Regions from separate parts of the Mus musculus genome. Here region 1 is linked to region 2. Evidence: chromatin contacts called from ENCODE Hi-C data. All regions are on one chromosome and are shown on one strand. The core of a region is the stretch at or near the end of the contact, and the rest is flanking DNA. Distances in the headings are between cores, read along the strand shown. Region 1 holds the start of Kcnk18 (potassium channel, subfamily K, member 18). Region 2 holds the start of Trpm3 (transient receptor potential cation channel, subfamily M, member 3).

Evidence for each region. A loop is a pair of places that touch in the nucleus more often than their neighbours do.
Region 1: a loop to region 2 is called in a map of T-helper 17 cell, with 90 times the contacts of the local background. The contact joins the promoter of Kcnk18 here to the promoter of Trpm3 in region 2. A Hi-C loop is called at or near these places in 3 of 37 maps with a recorded cell type or tissue (T-helper 17 cell and regulatory T cell).

What each region holds. Positions count from the first base shown.
Region 1 is chr19:59,218,051-59,222,115 of GRCm38, reverse strand. Kcnk18 (potassium channel, subfamily K, member 18) reads right to left here and starts at 2,468. Exons shown (of 3, transcript NM_207261.3): 1 at 2,127-2,468. The coding sequence starts at 2,382.
Region 2 is chr19:22,446,704-22,450,671 of GRCm38, reverse strand. Trpm3 (transient receptor potential cation channel, subfamily M, member 3) reads right to left here and starts at 2,464. Exons shown (of 26, transcript NM_001362491.1): 1 at 2,213-2,464. The coding sequence starts at 2,389. It overlaps Gm27151 (predicted gene 27151), which reads left to right and starts at 2,090. Exons shown (of 3, transcript NR_168265.1): 1 at 2,090-2,694.

The DNA of each region.
Region 1 (4,065 bases), core at 1,219-3,718, about 37 Mb before region 2:
GAGAGGCCCAGGGTTCGGGGGAGATATAAAAACAAGGGAGATATAAAAACGAGGGCGATATATAAACAAGGGAGATATAAAAACAAGAGAGATATAAAAACAAGGGAGATATAAACAAGGGAGATATAAACAAGGGAGATATAGAGAAAGAAGAAACAGGACTGAATAAACGTGTGCAGAAGGATCCTGCTGTGGCGTCGTTCTTGCTGGCGAGTTGGGGGCGCGCTCGAGAGCTACCTACCCTCGGTTGGCCTAGAAATTGCTATGTAGGACAGGATCTCACCAATCCTCCCATTTTTGGCCTGGTGGATTACAGTCATGTACCACCATGTCCAGGCTTCTTTATTCATTTCAAAGAGGAATAAAAGCCTCTGCCATCCCTCTTGCAACTGGAAGCAAAGGGCTTTCAGCAAGGCCGACTGTGGTAAGACGCCCCGGCTTCTGCAATATACAGAGCCACTGGTTTGATGAGCTCCCAGAGCTCCCAGCTCAGTCTGCTACTGTCTCTTGGGATGGAAAGCCTTGGTCCCTGGGCTCAGAGCCTGGCCCACAGCGGAAGCCACTACTCATTTTAATTGAATGGCACCAGCCTGGGAATCTGGCATCTAGACTCACCTAAACTACTTACAGCTCTAGACAAAAGGCTGCTTTCTAAGCCCCAGTTTCCCCATTTGCCAAGTGGTGTAGCTTGGTGGAAAGCTCAGACTCTACAGGAGGGCAAATGCCTGGGACAGAATTCCTGACTTGTTGGCTTGTAGGTGAACTCTGAAAGTTACATAACCTTCCAGGGCTTCTATCAAAAGGAGGCAATTCTTACCCAAGGTCAGGGTGCCTGGGGAGGATTAAGTGAGAAAATTCATGACGCCATCTCACTAACACTAATCAGCCTCTGACTCCCCGATGCTCCGTGACTGCACACCCTGCTGCTGTGTGTCCAGGATCCCCTTGACAAATGAGATTTCCAGTCCAGCCTCAGGGATCCTGATTGTGTGGATCTGGAAGAAAGCTTGGAGATGTGTGATTTAAGAAGACCCCTGGGTGAATCTGAGGTGGGGGCTGGTTCAGGGAGCCCTGAACTTGATGGAGACAGGAGTCTTATGACAGCCGCAAGTGTCCCAACAGCACCTAAGCATCTCCCTGGCCACTGAGTAGAACCGTCGCTATGACAAAGGTGCAAGAAAGAGGCACCCTCCACAGAGCGGGTCTCTGCTCTCTGGGACCAGCTTTCACTCAGACCCAGCTGACAAGGCCCCCAAACCATGTTCCCGGGGAGCACCAGCTGCCCCCAAACCATGTCCCCAGGGAGCACTGGCATGCAAAGGCCATGCAGGACCGTGAGCAGGGGAAAGCAGGCTCTGTTTTCTCATTTATTTCTTTTTCTCTTTTATTTTCTCTCGCTCTGCTGACTATCTTTCATCTCTGGCCTTCTAGTACTCTGTTGATTATTCCTTTGCACGACCAAACCAAATCAAGGGATGCAATACAGATGGACAGGCACTAAGGATGCCTGACGAGCATCTCCTGCCTTGCAGAGACCTAGTGCATCTCATCTCCGCTGGAAAAGGGTTCTTACTACTGGCTGGTCTCAGAAGGTGGGTTCCCCTTCTCTCCCGCAGGATATGGTCCTGCAGGCACGAATCCCACCCACTCAGCTAAAACAACAACCTGGCCATCACCAGTCCCAGCCCCTGACCCCACCCCCTACAAGCCCACTGCAAACAGACTGAAATAGGAATCAATATGACCATTCTGGGGAAATCCAAGCCCAGTTTAGATGATTCCATGAAGTCTTAAAGCTGGAGTTGCACCTCTGATCCCGCCCAACCCACCAAGTCTCCAGGGACTAACCCTCTCCTTAGGCCTGGAGGCCGGGTGGGGCTGATGGGAGCCTGAGGCACAGCTGGGAAGGGAAAGCTGGGCCTTAAGAGCACCTGCTTATGGCTCTAACTTTCCTCACTGCACCCCTGGGAGGGCGTCTGTTCATCTCTCCACTACTCAGAGAACAGAAGTGAGACCCGGGGAAACCATTTGCCTACATTCTGTCAGGAGTGAGAATGTTATAGGCAAGCTGCTCACAGCCTCCTGCCGGGGCACCTCCGAGGCAGTAACGGCTCCTTGGCACCTACCTGTCAGGTTACATTTCAGGATGTTGCACAGATCGTCCAGGAACTTCTTCAACTCAGGGTTCTCCTCTGCTTCTGGGTCAGGGCGGCCCTCGACAGCGGAGAAGAGAGCAGCACCCACCAGCGCATAGGTCACCAGGCAGCAAAGGAAGCAGAGGCCGGGCAGAAGCTTGCCCAGGGCTTCGGGGCAGCATCCCCTGGCCTTCCCCAGGGCCTCGGGACAGCATCTCCTGGCCTCAGGTGGCTCCTCAGCCTCCATCCTCTTGGAGCAGCTGAGGGCAGGACAGGAGGAGTGTGTAGAGGAGGCTGGAGCATACAGCCTGGGAGAGGAAGGTGGGAGTGGCCGGAGAATGGCCAGGCTCCAGCCTTAAGTGGATGGTGCGTGAGCTTCCCAGAGGACTGGGAAGCAGCCGGAACCCATCATGTTTGGCTCATCCAAACAACTGGGATGGCGCCCCTGCTAGTGCCCCAAATTGTTATTGATCCTCCTGACCAGCTCCAGAGTTTCTGGCGGGGACTTTAGGAGGACCTCAGAGATTGTTTTGTACTTTGCTCTGCCTTTCCTGTTCTGAAACTGCAGCTTCGGTTTCCAGGTACCAAATCTGGCATTCAGTACTTAGTCAAATGACTGTTCTTTCTGAACAATTCAGGCACTCCTTACCCCGGCATACCTGGAATACTGGACAACAGGAATAAGAATTAGCACAGCATAGGCTCACTGTTTCCAAAATGCTGGAACCTGTCTGGGTCTCTCAGTGACCTGGAACTTGCCAAATAGTCCAGGCTGCCTGGTCTGGAAACCCCTTTCACCTGTCTCTAACGCCCCAGGCTCCGCCTCCCCAGGCTCCGCCTCCCCAGGCTCCGCCTCCCCAGGCTCCGCCTCCCCAGGCTCCGCCTCCCCAGTACTGGGATCATAAACAGGTGCTGTCAGTCCCTGCCTTTTTCTTCTTTTTTTCAAATGATGATTTTGGGGATGGAACTCATGTCGGCAAGGCACATAGTCATCTACCTAGCCTGAACTCACTATTTATTGAGCTCTTCCTCCTCTAGAGGAAAGTAAATCTTTCTAATCCAGGGTGAGTGAAGTGTTCTGGCTTGAATGTAGTTGTCCTCCCAAATTCTCTGTTAGGAAACTCTGTTAGGAAACTTTCTCTGTTAGGAAATTCTGTCTTTTGGGTCTTATGTGGCTATTGCTAGCTGGGAATCAGAGCATCTGTGACTACCCACGTGAGACATCCACAAGGTCCCTCCCCGTTCTGAGGATACGTCAGAGGCCGGGGAGAGGGACCCTTCTTTAGCGATGTAGCTGTCTATGAGCTGCCCATCCACCTGGACTTGGGTAGAATTGTCTCTGCTGCTGAGTCAATGTCCTTCTGTCTGAGGTGACTAGAAAAAGAGCGCCTCTTGGCTCGGCAGGTCAGGGTGCATGCTACCAGGCTTGACAACCGAAATCCACAAGTGGAATGAGAGAACTGGCTTCTGCAAGTTGCCCTCCGGCTTCCATGTGTGTTCCATGGTATGTGCATGCATGTGCACGTGAACGCACACACTAATAAATAGATACTTAAAAATTATGAAGAAATAAACTCTCAGGGTTGGAGAGACCGCTGGCTGCTCTTCCAGAGCACCTCGGTTGGATTCCTAGGACTCACTCGACGACTCACAGCTGTCTGTAACTTCATAGGATCCAGTGAATCTTCTGGGCACCACGGGAACTATATGTACGTGGTATGCAGAATTACATGCGGGCAAAACATCCATATACACAGCGTAATAGTAAAAAATTACTTTAAAAAGAGTTTTTAGAGTTTATTAATTCTCAGTAAAATAATTAGTCACCATTATATACAGCTTGGAAGAACTAACTCAGAAGGCAAAGTAAGCAGCCCCCAGGTGAGGATGTGGTCAGCAGAGTAGGTCCTCATCAGATACTGACACTCTG
Region 2 (3,968 bases), core at 1,215-3,714:
GAGCAAAAGTGGGGCACCAATCACCCAGAGGGGGAAACACACACCACGGTGTTCATGTAGATGACATGTTTGCCCATATTCAAAAGCAGCTGGATGGTGTAGTGGTGAGCACAGGTACCCTCCAAATACCTTCGTGCCTAAATAGTGCTTAAAGGATGTGGCATCCATTTATTTTCCTTGTACAATTTTGAAATGTGCTTGCTCTCTAAAGTCTCATGGGGTAGTTACACTCTCAAATGCACAGATGTCATTTAGGGAGAAAGTTCTCTAATAAAACGCATCCCCTCTTTCAGATCCTGCAATCAGCAAAAGGAGGCTTACTAATGTTCTTTATTAGATGGAGGGTTATCAAGAACCACATTAGTGAGTGGAATAATGGAAGGGTGAAGTTAGATGAAAACATAAGCTCTGGTCTCCTGGCCATAGTCTCTCTCTCTCTCTCTCTCTCTCTCTCTCTCTCTGTATGTGTGTGTGTGTGTGTCTCTGTATGTGTCTGTGTGTTTGTGTGTTCAATTTTAAAGGATGACAGAGTTCTTCTAAAAATAAGTCATCTATCTCAAATACAAACTTCTCTCCTGGCTTTGTGAAGTGTATATTAATAACAGTTTCTATTTTTAAAAATGAGCACTAATTAATAATACATTGAGAATGCATTAATAATATATACATATAACTGTTAAGATGAGTTAAAAAGCATCACTTTGGGGTCAAGCCAGTGAACAGCATTAACTGAAAAGGTAGTTCTTATTACACATGGGCTCACAAAACTTCACTTTTTTAGTCATAGTGAATTTGCCAAAACATTCTTTTCCCTAGTCTTGATTGACTACTAAATCTGGAGGGAAATTCACATTCATTTGTTAATCCTCTGGCCTCATTCTTTTTCACGCTTCATTACACATGTTGCTCCAATACAGCAAAAACACCCATAAGTGTAGAAATTTCAACCACTCCCTATGCCCTCAAATGTTCTCCTTTCCAAATATCCCTTAGGAAGCAAGTCATTGCCATGACAACCATAAGATGAGGTTTGAAGGGCACTTGGGGGCACACTTTGTGAAAGTTAATACCAGTTTGTGTTTAACAGGGTCAGGGAAACTCAGACAATGGGTCATATTTGGTAACGAGACACCACTTAGCTATTTAGAATTATCTGATCTGTCCACATCAAACCTAACCAGAATACCACCTCCCCCCCCCCCCCCAAAAAAAAAGGAGTGATTTATTCAGGGCTAATCCATCATTCCTCTGTTGCAGCCAGTTCCCTCTATGGTCACTAGTAATTAAATCAGAAGATCATATATAATAGGAAAAGGAGAATTAAGGACTTGTCTTGCCTGGCAAACTTTAATGTGGAACATTCCGTTATGCTCTCCCACCCCCACCCCCAAAGGTTAGCACGTTTTTCTTTTCTAAGCAATATTTCTCCTCCACGCCTTCACACTTTGTGTCCTTCCCTGTCAGGCAGAGGATGAAGGTAGATTCCCAAGGAGTTGTGAGGACTTTTTCAGCATCTTTAATACATTTGCTTCCAGAAACAGGAGCACTGTGGACACAACTAGCAACTGCAGCTCAGGTGTAGTAGGAATCTTTTGTGTAACTCAGAGCTAGATACGGCTTCCTTCCACGGATGCGAAACAATACTTTTCCACACTGACTCCAGTCCAGTGACCAAGAGATAGAAATGACCGTGCCTTTAAAAAGTCACTATGGGATAAGGTCCATTCTTCCTTTGTCTCTACCTGACTGACCACCTAGCCAGGGAGCTTTTAAAATAAGGAGGAGAATCCTTTGTTCTCTCAGGTTCCATTTAAGGGAAAGTGGGTCGAAGGGCTTCCCCAGGGAAAGAAAATGAGCTCTGGAGCCAAATGCAGAAGAGGAAGCGATTTCATGCCCACTATTATTCTCATCCTTCCAAATAAGAGAATCCATTGTTTGGCGGACTAATGGTTAAGAAAGGTGGGGATGCGCACAGGTAGCCCCATCCCTGAGACCGTATCTAATTCCCTAGTGTGGCTCAGGCTATCCTCCAGGCTGCGTGGGGGTGGGGGTGGGGTAGGGGTGTTGGGAACTCTCTCTAGCCATGGGTAATACAAGCCAGAACTGCATGCATTCTCACGCCCCAGAACTGGCGTCCCAGCCCAAGTGCGAAGTTGGGCGTTTCAACCTGAAAAGCAGAGTAAGAGCCATTCAAAGCAGCAAGTTACAGTACCTTGAGAAGTCTGACAGATGGGAGAAAGGCTGCGTGGCATAGCTTCCGGATGGTCCAATTTAGGGGTCGAGAAGCATCAGTCTGATTCATGACCCCTTCCAAATTCCACCGGGAAGACAAGAAACTGCAAATCTGGGCAGTGCCTAGAAAATAAACGGTCCCCCACGGCCCTGGCATCCCATGGTCATCTCCACACCTGCAAATTCCATTAGGGCAGAGGCTTCCTGGAACTTGGGAGTCTAGTCAAGTGGCGTTTCCTGAGCCCCTGAACCTTCTTAAGAAAGCCACCTCCCCTCTTCCTGCAGCCGTGCTCATGCATACCAAATGTGGCCGAATGGAGGCACGCTGCCTGCTGCTTCGGGGAGGGGGATGCTTGATTTCGAAGGAGAGGGACAGCCTGCACAAAACAGCCTGTGGTCGGAGTCAGAGGAGCCTGCTCCAGAATGCGCGCTCCCTCTCCTGCTCTCCTTCTGCAAACACAGGTCAGGCGTTGGGGGGGAACCCGGGCCATTTGCTTTGCTCTCTTGTTTTGGGGGGGAGCCAGGAGGAGAGCAAAAAGGAACAAAAATGAACCCAGAAGGAGAACTTATACTTTTTTGCACAAAGCATCTTTGAGGGGCTGGAAACTGGCGCAGGGGGAGGGGCTAGGACACCGGGAGGGAGAAGGGATGCCTCTGAATGATAAGATAAATGCTTCCTTTTTGATTTGTGTGACATAATAAATTGAGAGCTATCGTAGAATGGATCTATAGTAAAAGGAGATCCCTGCTGTGTTCTGAAGTCTTTTATTAACTATGATTGACAGTCTGCACCCTGATTGATACAAGCAAGCCCCATGTAGATGATAGATGGTCAGAGGCTTAGTCAAACTCGCACATACACACACAGGGAACAAGGAGTTACTCCTGTCACAGAAAGCTGTGCAAAAGAAGACGTTTGTGGCTTACCCTTTCAACAATAGTTGTTTCTATATTGGGGGATATTCCCACAAGATAGACCTTCTCTGCAACAAACTTTAACCCTTAAAGTGCCCTACAGGGTACTGTCCACAAAAAATGGTTTCCTTGAGTGTCCCCCTCTTCTCAATAATTTTTGAAGGAGGCTTTACAAAAGTGTGGCTCCATTGGAGCCAACAGTTTTTAAAGCTCCCATGGTGAAAGGGAACATGAGGGAACTTTTCCATTTAAAGGCAGAATTTGGCCAGTTTCACTTAAAGCAGGGAAGCTCAGGAGGGCTGGGTTAGGGCTGGGGGTGGCCCTTTCACACCTCTTATTTGAACTACCCACTCTCCCCAGACATTAAAGTTTAGTAGTATCACTGACAAAAGACTCTGCCCAGGAGACTCCCCACACCCTTGCCCTTCAAGTGTTTCTGGGGTACTTAAAATTTCCACCTTATTTCCTTTCCAGTGACTGTAGAGATTTTTCATTTTTAATTAACTAGAAGAAATGGGTAACAGACCCCTCCCCTTTCCACTCCTGAGACTACTGTGTATTCTGGGATAAAATCCAGAGGGGTTAGAGCAGATGTGCTATAAGCCTGCCTTTTAGGATCAAGAACAAAGAATGTAACAATACCTGACACCTGCATCACTGCGCCATTTCCTAAAGTGCTCCAGAGTCAGAGATGCTGAGTACTGCAGAACCACTGACTTGAACATTAAAAAAAAAAAAAAAAAATCCTGCATCGGATTAGTCTCTATTAAAGTAGTGTCAATGTAACAGGGTTCACATATGATTCATTTCCTGTCACCATC